Regions from separate parts of the Mus musculus genome. Here region 1 is linked to region 2. Evidence: chromatin loops called from intact Hi-C (ENCODE). Cell type or tissue: heart. All regions are shown on one strand. Links, peaks and the distances in the headings refer to the core of each region. The heading gives the core; the rest is flanking DNA.

The links. Hi-C counts contacts between places; a loop is a spot of excess contacts. Peaks named below come from ENCODE experiments on the same cell type or tissue, not always from the same donor. Only the 100,000 strongest peaks of a DNase experiment are listed, where the experiment ranks them.
Region 1: a loop joins it to region 2, with 2.1 times the contacts of the local background. A loop is called at or near these places in 1 of 42 quality-filtered maps.

What each region holds. Positions count from the first base shown.
Region 1 is chr1:153,584,020-153,591,739 of GRCm38, forward strand. No RefSeq gene overlaps it. Among named protein-coding and RNA genes, the nearest start is that of Npl, 38 kb to the left of the region's middle. In heart, for the core only: no CTCF peak of the experiment used is centred there; no DNase peak of the experiment used is centred there; H3K27ac peaks cover 804 bases.
Region 2 is chr1:153,639,037-153,646,756 of GRCm38, forward strand. No RefSeq gene overlaps it. Among named protein-coding and RNA genes, the nearest start is that of Rgs8, 10 kb to the right of the region's middle. In heart, for the core only: no CTCF peak of the experiment used is centred there; DNase peaks (open chromatin) are centred at 2,615 and 3,335; H3K4me3 peaks cover 1,310 bases; H3K27ac peaks cover 1,382 bases.

The DNA of each region.
Region 1 (7,720 bases), core at 1,972-5,971, 55 kb before region 2:
ACCTCCCTGCCCTCTATTCCCCTACACTGGGGCATCCATCGAGCGAGCCTTCATAGGACCAAGAACCTCTCCTCCCACTGATGCATGACAAAGCCATCCTCTGCTACATATGCAGCTGGAGCCATGTGTACTCCTTTGTTGATGGCTTAGTCCCTGGAGCTCTGGGGTTTCCCCCTCTTTAATTGCATTTCATATAATAGTTTTCATATAATCTTTTCTTGGTTAGTTTGCCATTTTAAAAGTAAAAACAAAACGGGAAAATTCCATTTCCTCCAGCAAAGTGGTGCACATATTAATGAGGCAATGCCTGTACAATGCTTGCAGTGTCTGGAATCAAGTGTATTTGGTAACAATGAAAATTATAATTTCTTTATTTTGGAAGCAAACAGAGAAGACATGGGCAGATTATAAAGCCAGGGGTGGCTCCTGATAACGCTTTGGCAGCAATGAGCAGTGTTGGTCTACAAGTGAGGATTTGAGATGAGCAGGGACCAAGTATTTGCAGGTATGGGTTTATAGATAACAGATCTAGCTAGCAGAGCATGGTCAGAGAATCTTACAGAAACCCTGAGCCTCAAAGCTGGAAGGAATCTGGAGGCCCTCCTTCTCCAGCCTTTATTTCACACTTGAATCTGTGCTGTAATAACAGTCTGTAATGGCCATTTTATGATTTGCCTTTGTGTTCATAAACCCTTTGCTCCATAAAAACATTCAAAATTATATTTCTGACTGTATGGTATAAAAGCATCTATGATTTTGTCTGGATTCACAGATATTACTGTTGTTATTATAGTAATGTTTTTCTTCTGATTTTAAGAGAAGAGAAATCAAAATATAAACATTTCTGTGGTCTCCTAGAGAGTCCTGGATCCTGAGGGGATACAGGGGGCAGTCGGAGGTGGGAAGGTTTTTTTGGATTATAGCATAGCCCATATATTTTCTTTGAAAGACAATTTTAATTGATACTAGGATTTTTCTTATTTTGAGCTCTTATACTTTTTTTTTAAATGTTTTCAAACTTCTTACCCTTTTTCTTTTCTCTCCCCACCCGCCTGCCCCAGCCACAAGAAACAGTCTATCTTCTCTTTGTTAATGTTTTGTAGAGCAGACCCTGATTCTACAAAGTTTGGTTTGAGAACCAGAAGCATTGACACACAGGAGCTCAAGTCTCATGCTGTTGTACCCAAGGGATCCGCATCTGCACAAACTCCCCCGGGGACCTCTACTGACACAGCGAGTGAGCTGGAAGCCCCTGAACTTGGAAATCTTGGGAAAAGAATGAGTGGGAGAGATTTGGTTGGAAAGCACTCTATAAACACTAAAGTAGCAAAGACTCATTTTTTTTTTAAACAGATAAAGGAGGCTTGTAGGTATAGCCTTCAGTGTGGGGGAACCTGCTCTGCTGTTTCTGGGCCATGGGGTGGTAGACTATCAGGATAGAAGGGTGGAGCACTGCAAAGTTGCTCAGCTCATAAAGGCCAGAAAGCAGAGAGAGAGATCATGGAAAAGGGCCAGGTAAATCATTCAGAGGCACACCTCTGACACACTTGTCGCTGGGCTCCGCTTTTCAGACATCCATCACTTCCCAGTGGTTTATTCAAAATTTTAATCCATCAGTGGATTAAACTGTTGATCATATGAGAGCCCCCACCATCTGCACGTCTCTGGGAATGGCCTCCCCGACTCACGTCGAGCCTTGTTCACCAATCTCCTAGCCGATTCTTAGTCTAATCAAGCTGACCGCCAAGATTAGCAATCAGACCCACCCTCTTGTGAGAGCATCCATGGTGACCACTGGACCCCTGATTGACAGGCTAGCAAAGCTCTTCCACAAGCCATCACTAGTAGTGTGCTAAAAGCAGAGGAGACCCAGCCACTTGGATTCTTACCTAATGGCATTAAAATGAAGCAATCTGGAAAGAATTTGCTCATTGTTAAGAGAGCAGGAAGAAGTGGTGGGGTGGCCCGTGAATGAGTCATACAGAGGAGACTTTTCTGTTTTTTTTTTTTTTTTAAGAGCCTTTGCTACTTTAGTGTTTAGAGTGCTTTCCCACCAAATCCTCTCTCCCACTCATTCTTTTCCCAAGATTTCCAAGCCTATTATGGCTTTTGTATTTTCCTGAGAGTCTTTTATCATACCATGAGAAGCTCTACAATACAATTTCGGTTTACTTGAGTTAGCTCAAGTAGGCTTCTGACAAAAGCTAAATTAGAAGATTGTATGCTCACCCAAGTGTTGTTTCTTCTTCTTTTTCTTTAGACAGAGTCCTGATACGGAACCCTGGCTTTCCTGGACTTGCTATGGTGACCAGCCAGGCTGGCTTTGACCTTGGGATGATTCTCTCACCCCTGTCTCTCAAGTGCTGGGCTTCTAGGAGTACCCTCGAACTTTTTACTGAATTGGACATTTTTCAGTGATGGCAGCCCACTTCTCTCAGTTAACTGTAGGCCACATGTCCACTCCCTGCCTTGGTCCTTTCTCTTTGGGCCATGCTATCCCACCCATCAGCAGTAGAGTAATATGAGGATGTTATTGGAATCTACCTTCCTGAAACTGTTTGTAAGAAGTGGGCCTGTCATCTGTAAAACTCCTTTCTTAGCACCTGGCAAGATGTCCCCGTAGCCTTAAAGTAAGATCTGTGTGTAACAGGGCACAATGTACCTTGGGTTAGACCCTGTACAAGATATTCTGCTAGATTCCATGTAGATGTGTAGGGATAGGTCCCTCAAAGCAAAGCAATGGAAATCAGTGACAGGGAGAAGGGCCACAGAGGTCTCTCCCAAGCCTGCTGTGACTTCACAACATTTCAGAAGAGAAATCCTCACACAAGGTTGTGTCTCCGAAACTCTCAATCTGTCGGCGGCAGAGAGGAACTCCGGCCCGTTCTCCCTAGTGATTGTCGTGTTCAGGTCAGTACTAACTTTAGCCCTGCCATCTTCGAATGGGGACAGTCCACTGGTGGATTCACTCTGCTGTAAGTGGCTAAGAGAGCAGATGAAGGGAAAGGAAATTATTTTACCTAGGCCCTGCCGGGTGTACGATGGCTTCTGGGGAAGCCACTCTGCAGTGTTCTGCAGTGTAATGACACTTTCTATTCATATAGCACTGATCTCCCGGGAGCTCAAGTCACCACAAGCACCTCATTAGCTCCTTTCACCTGGGAGCTCTGAGAGGGAGGGGAGATGGAGGGAAGGCATTTGCTTCACTTTCTTCTTGGTGGGTGGCTGTTTGCTGAGACCACCACTCCTTTGAAAGAGATGGTGGGTGGCCAGCCAAAGGACTTTCTTACCAAGTATAAAGGTTCAGGATTTTGTCTCTCTATTGGCTTCATGCTGTGGGTCCAGATACTTACCATTATAGAATTATTCTCCTTCCATCCCTACTTTGCCTCATTTCAATGTGGGACAAACATTTCTTGTGTAGGGAAACTGAGGTCCAGAGAAGCCCAAGAGGATGGCTGTTCTGCTAGGCTTACTGAACTGTTGGAAGTGTTGCTAACTATCTGGCTGATTTGTCATTTCATCTTCTTTCTGCTTGCATTCATCAAGGGATGCTTCTGACACGAGCTGTGGCCCTGTTATTTGGAGAAAGTTTATCCTAAAGAAACTTTGGAGATAAAGGGGATATATACCAAAGCCTGAAGGCAGGAGCCCCAAGCTGCTTTTCTGACATGACCTCCTCAGTCCTTTGTCCTGTGTAGTTTTCCTGGGATCAAGCTGCCTCCTTGGGACTTGACTATTTCAGAAAGGATCCAAAAGGCCCTTCAAATGATACTGGGATATAAATAGCTTCCACAGAAGAATGTTGCTTCAGTGATGTGAAGCTGAATCAGCACCATATTGAATTAGCAGCAATCTGGTGCTCAGGGTAATATAGTGATGGAAAATGAACACTATTACATTTTTTCCCCCTTTGAATGAGTCTTTAGCGAAAAGGACAAGTGGCTTCCAGGTGTCTTGCTGAAAAATTTCAACCACTGAGTCACTTGGCTGGAAGAACATGAGGCAACAACAGACTCTCTCAATGAAATGGCCGCCAACTTGGACTGGCCCCAGTTCCAACTTTAGCAATTCTTCGTTAGTCACTCCTCTGCACAGTCAGTTCCCCTTTGTGGATGCACAATGGGAGGAAATTCTAATGAAGGGACAAAGCTGCCGCTGTCTCGTCTGACCAAACATCCCCAGAGAGAACTGCCTACCCAAGCTAGGAAGAGCTTTTCTTGAGAGCAACCACCTGTGGGTCCGCCATGTCAGGACCTTGAATCACTGGCTGATTGGTGTGCCAATTCCTGTGGTTGCCAAGGATACAGAGAAATTTCTCCTGAATGTCCCATCAGGTAGCTCATCTCAGCCCTTTTGTTGTGGCAGGAAGTGGGATGAGGGGGGTGGAGATTGAAAGTTCTCTCTCTATCACTAACAATTCAATATCTGATTTGTTGGGATCTCACTGGATCTGAATTTTTTCTTGTGTAGGGTGAGGGATGAACAAGAATCAGAGATAAGCTCAAACATCTCTGAGTTCTCAGGTGACATGAACGAGTAGATTTTTTGACCTGAGGCACACTGGGGTCTGCGAAGGAGACTTGATTTCTCATCTAACATATCCACATTGAAGTTAAAAAACAAAAGTTGGGTGATGGTGGTATCTTTCATTTCAGCACTGGGGGTATGGGGGATGGTGTAGAAGCAGGTGAATCTCTGAGTTCAAGGTCAACCTGGTCTATAAGAGCAAGTTCCGGGAAAGTCAGAGCTATGCCTAGAAACCCTCTCAAAAAACCAAACTCAACAACACAACAACAAAACCAGACTCCCACAACAAAGCCAAACAAACCACCAAAGAGGAGACTGGATCTAATGATTAGAATTTCCAACCTTCTTGTTCTTAGAGATTGTGGAACCAAGGGAAAACCGAAGAAGCCCTCTAGCTCAGTTTGCTTTTAGTTATTTACTTTTAGTTGACCTTAAAAGTCACTGATGTTGGAGGCTGTTGTTCAATAGTTTCCTCAGAGATTGAAACAGTCCTCCTTATAGGAAAGCTCTTTAAGCAGAAAAGTAAACAACTCAAAAGAGTGTCAGGAAGTCCCTGAAACTGATCAGATTTAATAGGCCCCTCCCAGCCAGAATAAGCAAGAAAAACAGAGATGCTCTCAGAGGAGTGAAACGGAGCTGCAAAAAAAAAAAAAAAAAAAAAAAAAAAAGGGACTCTCAGATCATATTTGCTTTTTGGGAAAAGCAGAAAGCTTCCTGGAAGGTTAGACCAGAGTCACTTGGAAAGGACACTCCCCAACCTGTCGAGCAGCCTGCAGGTTGTGCAGTGTGCTTCAGGTTCCCAGTTTTTGTGAGCTGTCACCAATGTTTGGGTGGGCTTTGGTGATGCAACTATTTTTTTGAGGCAATTTCTGCTACTGTAAGTAACCCCTCACCCATATTCCTGTAAGTAATCCCAATAAAACTTATGGTTCACCAAGTTGAACTTTTATAGTTGGTCTGTACTTGGGTCTATTGGTGGATCCCTATCTGTGATGAGTAGACATATGTGTAGTGTCTCTCCAGGAAAGGTTTGACATGCAATGGAGGTAAACCAGGTGTGGGTCTCACTAATTTTCTGGAGATAATATCTCTAGTGCATGGAACGTGAGGATAAGACAATGGTTGTCAAAGCTACTTTTGAGGGACTTGAAGACCACAGTTGTAGAAGCCATTGCCTGCTTACTTGTGGTTGACATAATTGTATGAGTGACTTTTTATCCTATGAAAGTAAGAAATTTCAACTACATCTGCTAAAATGCATCCCACAGAGAACTACGAAGATTGATTACAGATGTGCAAACAAGACTGTAGACTTTGTCTTCTTCCTTCCTTCCTTCCTTCCTTCCTTCCTTCCTTCCTTCCTTCCTTCCTTCCTTCCTTCCTTCCTTCCTTCCTCTTTATCCATCCTTCAAGCCTTTCATGGAACATTTTTTTGGACTTGGATTTCCCATCTACAGATGGTTGCTTTGCAAGTAAACTTTCTCTTTGGAAAAAGTCTATTCGCTGATTGGCCTACTGTGTGGCAGCCAAAACAGGTCTGGCTTAGGTAGTGACATTTGCTCCTATTTTTAGTAATCTAGACTTTATCTGAAATGGTGCAAATTTCTCCCCCACGCCCACTTTCTTCCTCCCTCCCTCCTTCCCTCTCTCTGCTTCTTTTAAAGATAGTGTCTTAACTAGCCCAAGCTGTCCTTAAACTCATGATGTAGGAGAGAATGACATTGAATTTCTGATTCTCCTGTCTTCACTACCTCCTGAGTGCTGGGATTGCATAGAACACTCGCCTTGTTTGGGTACTGGGATTAGCCTAGAGTCTTATTGTTATGCTGAAACCCCTGCTAGCTCCTGCACAAGCTGGGAAACCCCATCTGCCTTCCTTCCAGGAACACTGAAAAACTGAAAAACTCCAGAACAAAGGAATGGAAGCATGAGCCCCACTCAACATTCTTGGCAACAGTCCTGATGCCCTCCTGTAATGCTGCCTGCCACTCAAATCCCTAAGTGTTCAGCTCTTGACCATACTTGGGCTTGGGCACAACCCCAGTTTATGGTTGACACATCGCCCTTTGCCTACAGTCTGTAGAGCTTCCTCACCTTAGCTTGTGTGTGTGACTTCCTCAACCCTGTTCTTTGGGACTGATAAACCTGCCCTGGAACACTGCCTAATAAACCTGCCTTTATTTAATCTGGTCTAATCTGGCCTATATCTGCATGATGGAGGGAGAGAAAAAGCCTATCCTCTTATGCCTGCTGGGCAAGCACTCTATCAATTGAGCTGTATCCTCAGTCCCAGATGAATCTTTTTGAATGTGAGCGAGTATAACACTGGGAACAAAGTCAGAGGGAATATAAGTCAAATAGTAGCAGAAAATCATTGCATCAATGTTATTGTTTAGAAAAATATTGCTTATGTGGTGTTACATGGCATCAGAGTGTTACTCGGATGCCATTTTTGATATTTATTTGTTTATTTAATGTTATGGGGTCTGGGTGTTTTGCTTGCGTTTGTGCCTGTGGACCATGTATATGCAGCACCCCTGGTGGTCTGAAGTCCCCTGGAACTAGAGTTACAGATACTTGCTAGTCACCATGGGGGTGCCAGGAACCAAACATGGCTCCTCTGGCAGAGCAGCCAGTGCTCTTAACCACTAAACTGTCTCTTCATCAGATGCCATAGTTATGGAAAACCAAGGAAAAGAAACCTACCGGCAGCTACACTGACGCGCCTCAGCTAGTCGGAAGGCCTTTTAAGTTCCATCCCCAGACCTCCTCGATTGATTGGCTTGTCCTTGTTCAGGTAACCAGAGCTGCCGTGAATTCATGTGGACAATGGCCGTGACGTGCAGAAGACAGCAGGTCACAGTCTCTCTCCACCCTCTGGCTCTTAGATTCTCCCTACCCTTCTTTTTGTGTTTTCTAAATCTTGATGGTGGTGGGTGTGGGGGTGGTGTGTGTGTATGTGTGTGTGTATATAAGTGTATGTATGTATGTATGTATGTATATACGTATGTATATCTCCATCCAGTTTAGGTAGGGCTGGATACCCCAGAGTCACTTATTCGCAGCGCTTTGATCAGCTATGATTCTTTGCATTAACTGCTGTCCATTGTAAACAGAAGCCTCCTGGGCCAAGGTTAAGAGCAATACTAATCTATGAGTATAAGCATACACATTTACAGGGTACTCTGGC
Region 2 (7,720 bases), core at 1,748-5,747:
GGACAATTTGGGTTAGAACACAGGCTCAGAACTGTATCTGCTGTCGTCTGGGCCACTCAGAACACCCAGCTTGGCCATGTTGCAGGTTGTGCTACACATAATAGGTACTAAAGGGATCAAAAGGGAGCTTAGGTGGGTGTTGAGTGAATGCACAGATGAGACCACACCCCAAGTGCTCCTGACCATCTGTCACTGTGAACATTCCAATGACCCACCCATTGTGCCCCCAATAGAGGTGGCTCACTGGGCTCTATGCTATGGTCACTGTGGACGGTCAGAGAAGGACAGTAGGTTTGAGCATCTTTGATCAAACTTGACGAGCCAAGTTTTCATCCCTTTCAACACGTTGAGTTGCCTCCAAGTGACCTATACTTTTGACTTGCTATGAAATTCCCGTTATGGTTACCATTTAGGGCTTAAATAACAAAGTTAAAGAATTGAATTTTGAGCTGGGGAGATGGCTCAGTTGGTAAAGTGCTGACTTGAGTTGGCATCTCCAGCAGCCACATAAAGACTGTACAGTGGTAGGCCTGCATCCGTAACCCCAGGGCTGTGAGGAAACCCCGAAGCTCATAGGCCAGTCAGCAGAGCTGAATCACAAGCTGCAGGTACAGGAGACACAATGTGTCAAAAAGTAAAGCAGGGTGTGGCTGCGGAAGACAACACACCTTGACTCTCACTTCTGCATCCACGCCCATACATGGATATTGACACAAACCCATTCTTCTCTGTCTCTCTCTGCCTCTCTGTCTCTCTCTTTCTTTTTCTGTCTCTCTGTCTCTGTCTGTCTGTCTCTCTGATTCTCTCTCTCTCTCTCTCTCTCTCTCTCTCTCTCTCTCTCTCTCTCACACACACACTCTTAAATTTATCCAGGGCTAAATTTTAGTTTGTAATTTTAGCACTTGGGAGATTGAGGTTATAAGGACCAGAAAATCAAATTCATCTTTGACTGCTTAGTGGATTTGAGACCAATCTGGGCTACCTGAGATCTTTTCTCAAAAACGTGTTTTAGATCATTGTAGGAAGTTATTGGAAGATTTGTTTTTATATAGGAAGAATTTCATTAAGTTTCGATCTTAATGATCTCCTATTTGTCAGGTTAGTTGGTTGACTTCTTGGCCTTTGAGATACTATGACAAATAATTAATAAACTAGTTTATGTTTGAGACAGGATCTCATTAGGTAGCCATGGTTGGCTTGGAACTCAAAATGTAGACCAGGTTGGCCTCCAACTCACAGAGATCTGCCTGCCTCTGCCTCCCACAGTGTTGGGCTTAAAGGCATACACCGTCCTGCCCAGCCTAACACAAATATTTAAATCCAAGAACCATACAGAAAAGCAGGGAAGATCTGGGGCATCCTAGGAACCTCTTCTATGACACATCAAGTGCTTTAAGGGACACAAAGTTGCAACTGTCCCAAAGGAAGCTTGGGCATGAGTATGGTATAAGGAGATGATAACTTTCATTTGCCTTCTCTGTGTCTGGCACCTTGTTGCCTTCTACTATGATGCCACAACTCTGCTCAAACATAAACCATGCTTGTCTGTGGCCCATCAGTTCAAATGGCCTGCCTTGGACCACCTTGGTGCTACTGGCTCTCTTAGTTTGCCTTTGGGGCAGAGCTACAGCTGTGTGAAGGAGGCCTAAATACTATGTTTTGACAAGAAAAATGACACACTGGACAATTTTTATGATGAATTTGTTATGATGCTATATAGTGTATATAATTCATTCATTAAAATCGAGAGGCTTAAGCTGAGTCAGGTTTGCCACAAGTTCAAGTTTCATGCTCATCATGGCTATAATGTTTGATTCTGTCTCAAAAGAATAGGCAAAACTGTATATGTATTAATGTATATATTATGTATATATTATATGCACATATGTATGCATGCACGTGTATAGTATGGCACATGGTAACTGCACACACATATAAACATGTAAATACACATGTAAACAGAGGTGTCTGCAAAGAATACTGGACTCAGATTTGAAAAACCTGACCTCGAATCCCACTACATACTATGAAGCCTCAAATAATTATTTCTTTCTAGTGTATCAATTTTCTGCAAAGTCAGTAGTCCTCTGGCTGTTTCTATATATGAGTCTTTTTAAATGCAAAATCTAGAATTCAAATTTCTTTCGAATATATTTTGCCAGGTAGCAAACAGAGATTCCATCAACTTGTGGGGATGTGTTTTGGCTTTGTGCGCTTATGAAAAAAATGAAAGCGAAGAAAAGTTCTGGGTCTTCCCAGGTCTCCTGGAAGCTTGGCTATTTCACGAAAGCCCAGGAGATGGAAGATCCGTTCTGCACCTTCGAAGCCAGGATCATCCCAAGGCTGTATCCATGGTGTCCCCTGGAACTCGTCTCTGGACCGCACTTCCTTTCCTCCAGGAAAAATCCAAGAATGATGTTCTTGCTTGCATTTAGGGAGAGAGGGGAGAAATGCTTAGGCCAGCCAGGCATGGTTGGGCTCTTAGAGGCGTACAGGAACAAAGTAAGGCACCCGGCAGAGGAGGCGGGGCGGATGTTTGGGAGGGTCAGGTTGGGGTGAGTGGTCACACCTGCTTCCTTCCATTTTCCAGGGCAAATGGCTTCAGCTGCTTCCCAGCAACAGCAGTTTCATAAAAGCTTTTGAAAAGGTATCAGCCAATAGCAGGGCGGGACCCGGTCTAACAGCTGGGGGCCCCTCCCCCTCCTCCTGGCTGGAGCAGAATTGGCAAGCAGCAGATGGAGCCTCAGTGGGCTCCCAGGGCTTGGCTGCAGTGCCCCCAAGATTCGGGAGCAGAGGCATAGACAGACCCTTCACAGGTTTTCTTTTGGCCCGGGCTGTTTTCATTGGCCCGGGGCCCCCCACACCCCTCCACCCCCATCTCCCTGAAGGCTTGCAGTTTCCTCGGTGGGGTGTGAGGCGCCAGATCTCATCCTGGGCAGACACCCTGTAAAGATTTTGCTCAAATGTTAAAATTGCCTCAAGTCTTCTCGTGTGACATTAATCAAACAGCTGAGCTGAGCTGGCCCTGCTGGAGCACAGCATTCATTAGAGTCCCCAAGGGACCTCTTTCTTTAGATCTGAGAACTTTTGGCTGCTGGAATAAGATATCCTCTCTGCCAGGAAGGCCCCAGGCTTGTGGCACTCCGAGGGCCACTCCCGGGCTTTCCCTGAATGCTTTCCGGGATTCGGAAGCCCTATGGCCATCCCCAGGGCGCTCTCTGGATTCCGATGAACCCCCGCAGCAACCAAGTCTCTCGGAGAGCCACAGTACTGGGATCTGCATGGAAGTTTCTGAGGACACAAACATATGGCGCATGTCTAGACTGCTCTGAGAAGTGTTTTCAACTTTCCCTGTGGCAAGTGTCAGTCCCTGGGGGCTGGGAGTGAGGAGAGTCCCCGGGCCCCACGCCAAGGATGCTTGGCTCTCCTAGCTAAACTCTGCTCCCAGGAAGGAGCTGTTTCCAGAAACCCTTGCTTTTCCTATCTCTGTTGCCCGCCCCCCATCCTCCTCCTTCCCCCACAAACCAACCAAATAAATGCCTTTCTTGACTTTTAAATACGGCTCGATGCCAGGAAAAGAAAAGCCATTTAGCTGTGGCTGCCTGGCCAATGTTTCTAATCCCAGGTGGAAGGAAGGATGTGAATGAAGGCTTGCCTCAGTGGCGTCCTGAAACCTCTGGCTCTGGGATGAAGATCTGAAAGTACAGGCAGAGAGGAGGCTTCTGCTACAGAGATGAATCGGCAAATGCGATTCATCTAGATTCAGTTAGAACGCCCCTGCTGTAACCCGTCTTTGGCTTTAACCTTCTCAGAATTATTAAAAAAAGGAAACGAACCTAGTTTCTTCCAGGTATTTTCATCTCTTCTGCCATCCTCTCTTCTCACAGACACACAGTAAATTTGAGCCCTCCTTGACATTTGAATATATGTAACTACACCTTCACTACCGCTGTTTGTGTGTGCACCGATTTAATTTGTGTGTGGTTCCCATTTAGTGCATTCAAAAAACCGAGGCACGGAGGGATCAAGTCACTTGCCTAAAGTCACACAAACTTTGCTTGTTTGTTTGTTTGTTTGTTGTTTTTTGAGACAGGGCCTCACCTGTAGCCCAGGCTGGCCTAAACTATATAGCCCAAGATGGCCTTGGACTCATCTTGATCCTCCCGAGTTCAGGAACTACAGGCATCGGCGCCACAACTGACCCTGACAGCAGTCCTGTCAAACCCTCTGCAGGTATGCGAGGCTCCAGTTTTCTCCCTTCTCCTCAGTGGATTTTACATTTTGTTTTTCTCAACCTGCTTAGGAATAGTCATGGGGACCCACAACAGAGTAGCAGGGGAGGACAGAGCCAGAAACATTCAAATGTGCTCAGCTTCAACAGGCTGCTTCAGCCTTCAGCCCTTCTAGTGGTCATTTGGGTCATTCTTCCCGGTGGGTACAGTGTCACACTGGATTCTCTGAGTTGCAGCCACCATGATAACGCTGGGCTATCACGAGTGTGCACCAACCTTTCTCCCAGTTCAGTTCAAATCATTTTAATGAGCATGCAAATGACTCCTGGCAATGAAGACCCATCACCACACTATACAAACTGGAGAATGCAAATGTTTTTGCTGTAGCTTTACATTTTCAGGAAGATAGACTTGGTAGGGGGCAGTGGTGGGGGTGGAGGTGGAGGTGGAGGTGGGGGGGCTAGTCACCAACCTTACCTCATTTCAGACACACACAGGTTGTAAGACTTCTTGGCTGTGGGAATCTTAAAGGTGTGTGTGTGTGTGTGTGTGTGTGTGTGTGTGTGTGTGCATGTGTGTAGATTTTAGTGTTGGGAAAGCAGAATATTTTACTTCTATCTTTTCACAAGAATGGAACCCTATTCTAGAAGCCCTTTGGAAGGGCTCTCCTTAGGTGGCCTCCCTTCTCTGGGTATCTGAATTTTGAACTATATCTGAGCTTGATGAATTCAGCCTTGCTCAGACACCTATTTTAATAATAACTGAAGGATTAAAAATAACTATTTTTTAAAGACTAGAGAGAGACTATTTTGTAAGGAATCTGGTTCCTGGATGGGCTCTGTATTTCCTTCTCAGGAGGAGAGCTAATGACAAGGCTGCTCCCCACCAGACTAGAAATTGCCTGCAGATTCTTTTATTATTCTGTGAGGATTCCATACATGTGTGCAATGGAATATGATCATATTCATTTCCCAGCTCCCAGCTCCGGCTCCCCTCACATTCCCCTCAGCACCTCCTCCTCCTAACGGTATGTCTTCTTCTTCGTCCTTTTCTGCCTCCTCCTCTTCTTTTCCTTCTCCTCTGGCTCTTCCTGTTCTTCTCCTTCTCTTCCTTCTCCTTCTCCTTCTCCTTCTCCTTCTCCTTCTCCTTCTCCTTCTCCTCTTCCTTCTTTTGCCAATTCACTAAATCCAGTTAGTGCTGCCCATGCCTTGTTGTGGGTATGGGGCCATCCACTGGAGCATGGGAAAACTACCAGTGACCACACCCTAAAGAAAAAATGATTCTCTTTCGCCCAGTAGCCTCAGTAAGAGGTGGAGTCTGAGACCGTTTCCACCATTGATGCAGGGGCTTTGGCTGACATGATCCTGGGTAGGTTTTGTGTGATGAGATCAGCTGGTGTGAGTTCATGAGTGTAGCATCCATGTCACACCCAGAAGACAGCATTTCCCAACACCCTCCACATTTTTTAGTTCTTTCCTTCTTTCTGCCTTCTGTCCCATGTTGTTCCCTGTGTGACGAGAGTGATGGCAGCCATCTAGGGAACTGCCAAATTGGTTCTCTGGCATGAACAAACACTTGAATGACCAAGTAAGACAGAAGACCAAGTTACAGAGGAAAGACCACTATCAACTTTATACAAAGAAGGAGCTCTCTTCCTTCTTGTTTCTGTACTCGTGGGGAAAATGTTCAAAAAGCAATGGGTGTCGATGGTCTTGCCATTGTTTGAAATTTAGACTTGATGGTGATGGGTCTCCTTCTCTAGTGTTTCTGTGCTGTAGTAGCTGCATAGTGTGTTGAATGGAGTGACGAGTCTGGGCATGGTGATACATGCCTTTTAAGGTTGAGGCAGGAGAATGGACAGAGAGTTTTAGGGAAGTGTGGTGGGTTGAATAAGAATGGCCCCCATATGTTGGAATGCTTGGTCACCAGGGAGCGACACTATTTGAAAGGATGAGGAGGTATAGCCTCGTTGGAAGAAGACCAACTGATGGTGGGCTTTCAGGTTCTCAAAAGCCCAAGCCAGGCCCAGTGGCTTCCTGTTCCTTCTGCCTGTGGATCTGAATGTAGAACTCTTAGCTCCTTCTCCAGCACTGTGTCTGCCTGTGTGCCACCATTGCTCCAGCATGATGACAGTGGACCAAACCACTGGAACTGTAAGCCAGCACTAATTAAGTGCTTTTCTTTAGAAGACTTGTCTTGGTCATGGTGTCTCTTCACACCAACAGACCACTGACTAAGACAGGAAGCTCAAGCCACAGAGTGAGATCCTGTCTCAAAAACCAACAGCAACAAAAATCAACAAAAACCAAAACAAAAGTGGAGAAGAGTTTGTTGTCGTTCACAGCTCTTTGCAAAACGCACACTATGGTTCTCTGGTCCAATATGTCCACTTTCTGTGGTCCTGAAGCCCAAAGCTTGCTGCAGAGTTAACAGAACACATGAAGGTGAAGACAATCCTGAGAGATACTTACTGACACCATTTCTGGTTGTGGTCCTCTGGCATTCGGAGAATTGTTTGATGTATGCAGTGATGTAGACAAATGATTTACAATTACAACCTACTTATAAGTACCAAAGAAAAAGTTAGCACTGACTACAGAAAAATTAAAGAACCCCTTCTTCAAACCCAATGCAGTGTGTGTGTGTGTGTGTGTATTTCTTATAATCATTTTTATGCTTCTATATGTGAGTAAAGAATTATTCTTTATTTTTTATCCTTTATACTTCTTGGCATTAAATTATTATATAAAAGTATAGTGTCATAAATATAATTTTTAATGCTCTTATTTGGAAAAATGAAACATTGATGATTCTGTATTATTAAGTGAGATTTAGAAACGTTTGCTAGGCTATGATACAAGTATAGAAATTTTATGGCACAAAATGTCTCCCAAAGCTAGGGTTGTTCATTGAAGTATGTATGTTAGTTAAAGGCTCTAACACACATGGCTGATAGGTAACAGAGCCTATATGGAAAATTTCAAGGCAGGGTTGGTGTGGGAGATCATACAAGAGAGCATGGCTAGGCAGTACTAGAAGCAGACCAAGGACCTCCATGACAGTCACCTTTAGCGCCTGCTAACACCGCAGTGATGCTCTTATCAAATCACAGTATCTTTGGTTGACATTGCCTTAACAACTTGTTGTAGGTGAGGCTTCCAGCTGGCAGGCGAAGAACAAAACACAGAGCCATAGCAATGGCAACAGAGAGATAGATAACTTAGTGAGCATGGAGCCCAAAGAAACCAATGATGTGCTCAAAGAAAGGAGCTGGGAACTGATTACATACTTTAAACATCTGTGCCTATCTGCCAGTAGTTGTAAAACCTGGTGTTTTTGTCACTGTGGAGAGACACCATGACCAAGGCAGCTTTTAAAAGAGAAAGCATTGCACAGTGGTGGTGGCATACACCTTTAATCCCAGCACTTTGAGGCAGAGGCAGACAGATCTCTGTGAGTTCAAAGTCAGCTACACAGAGAAACCCCAT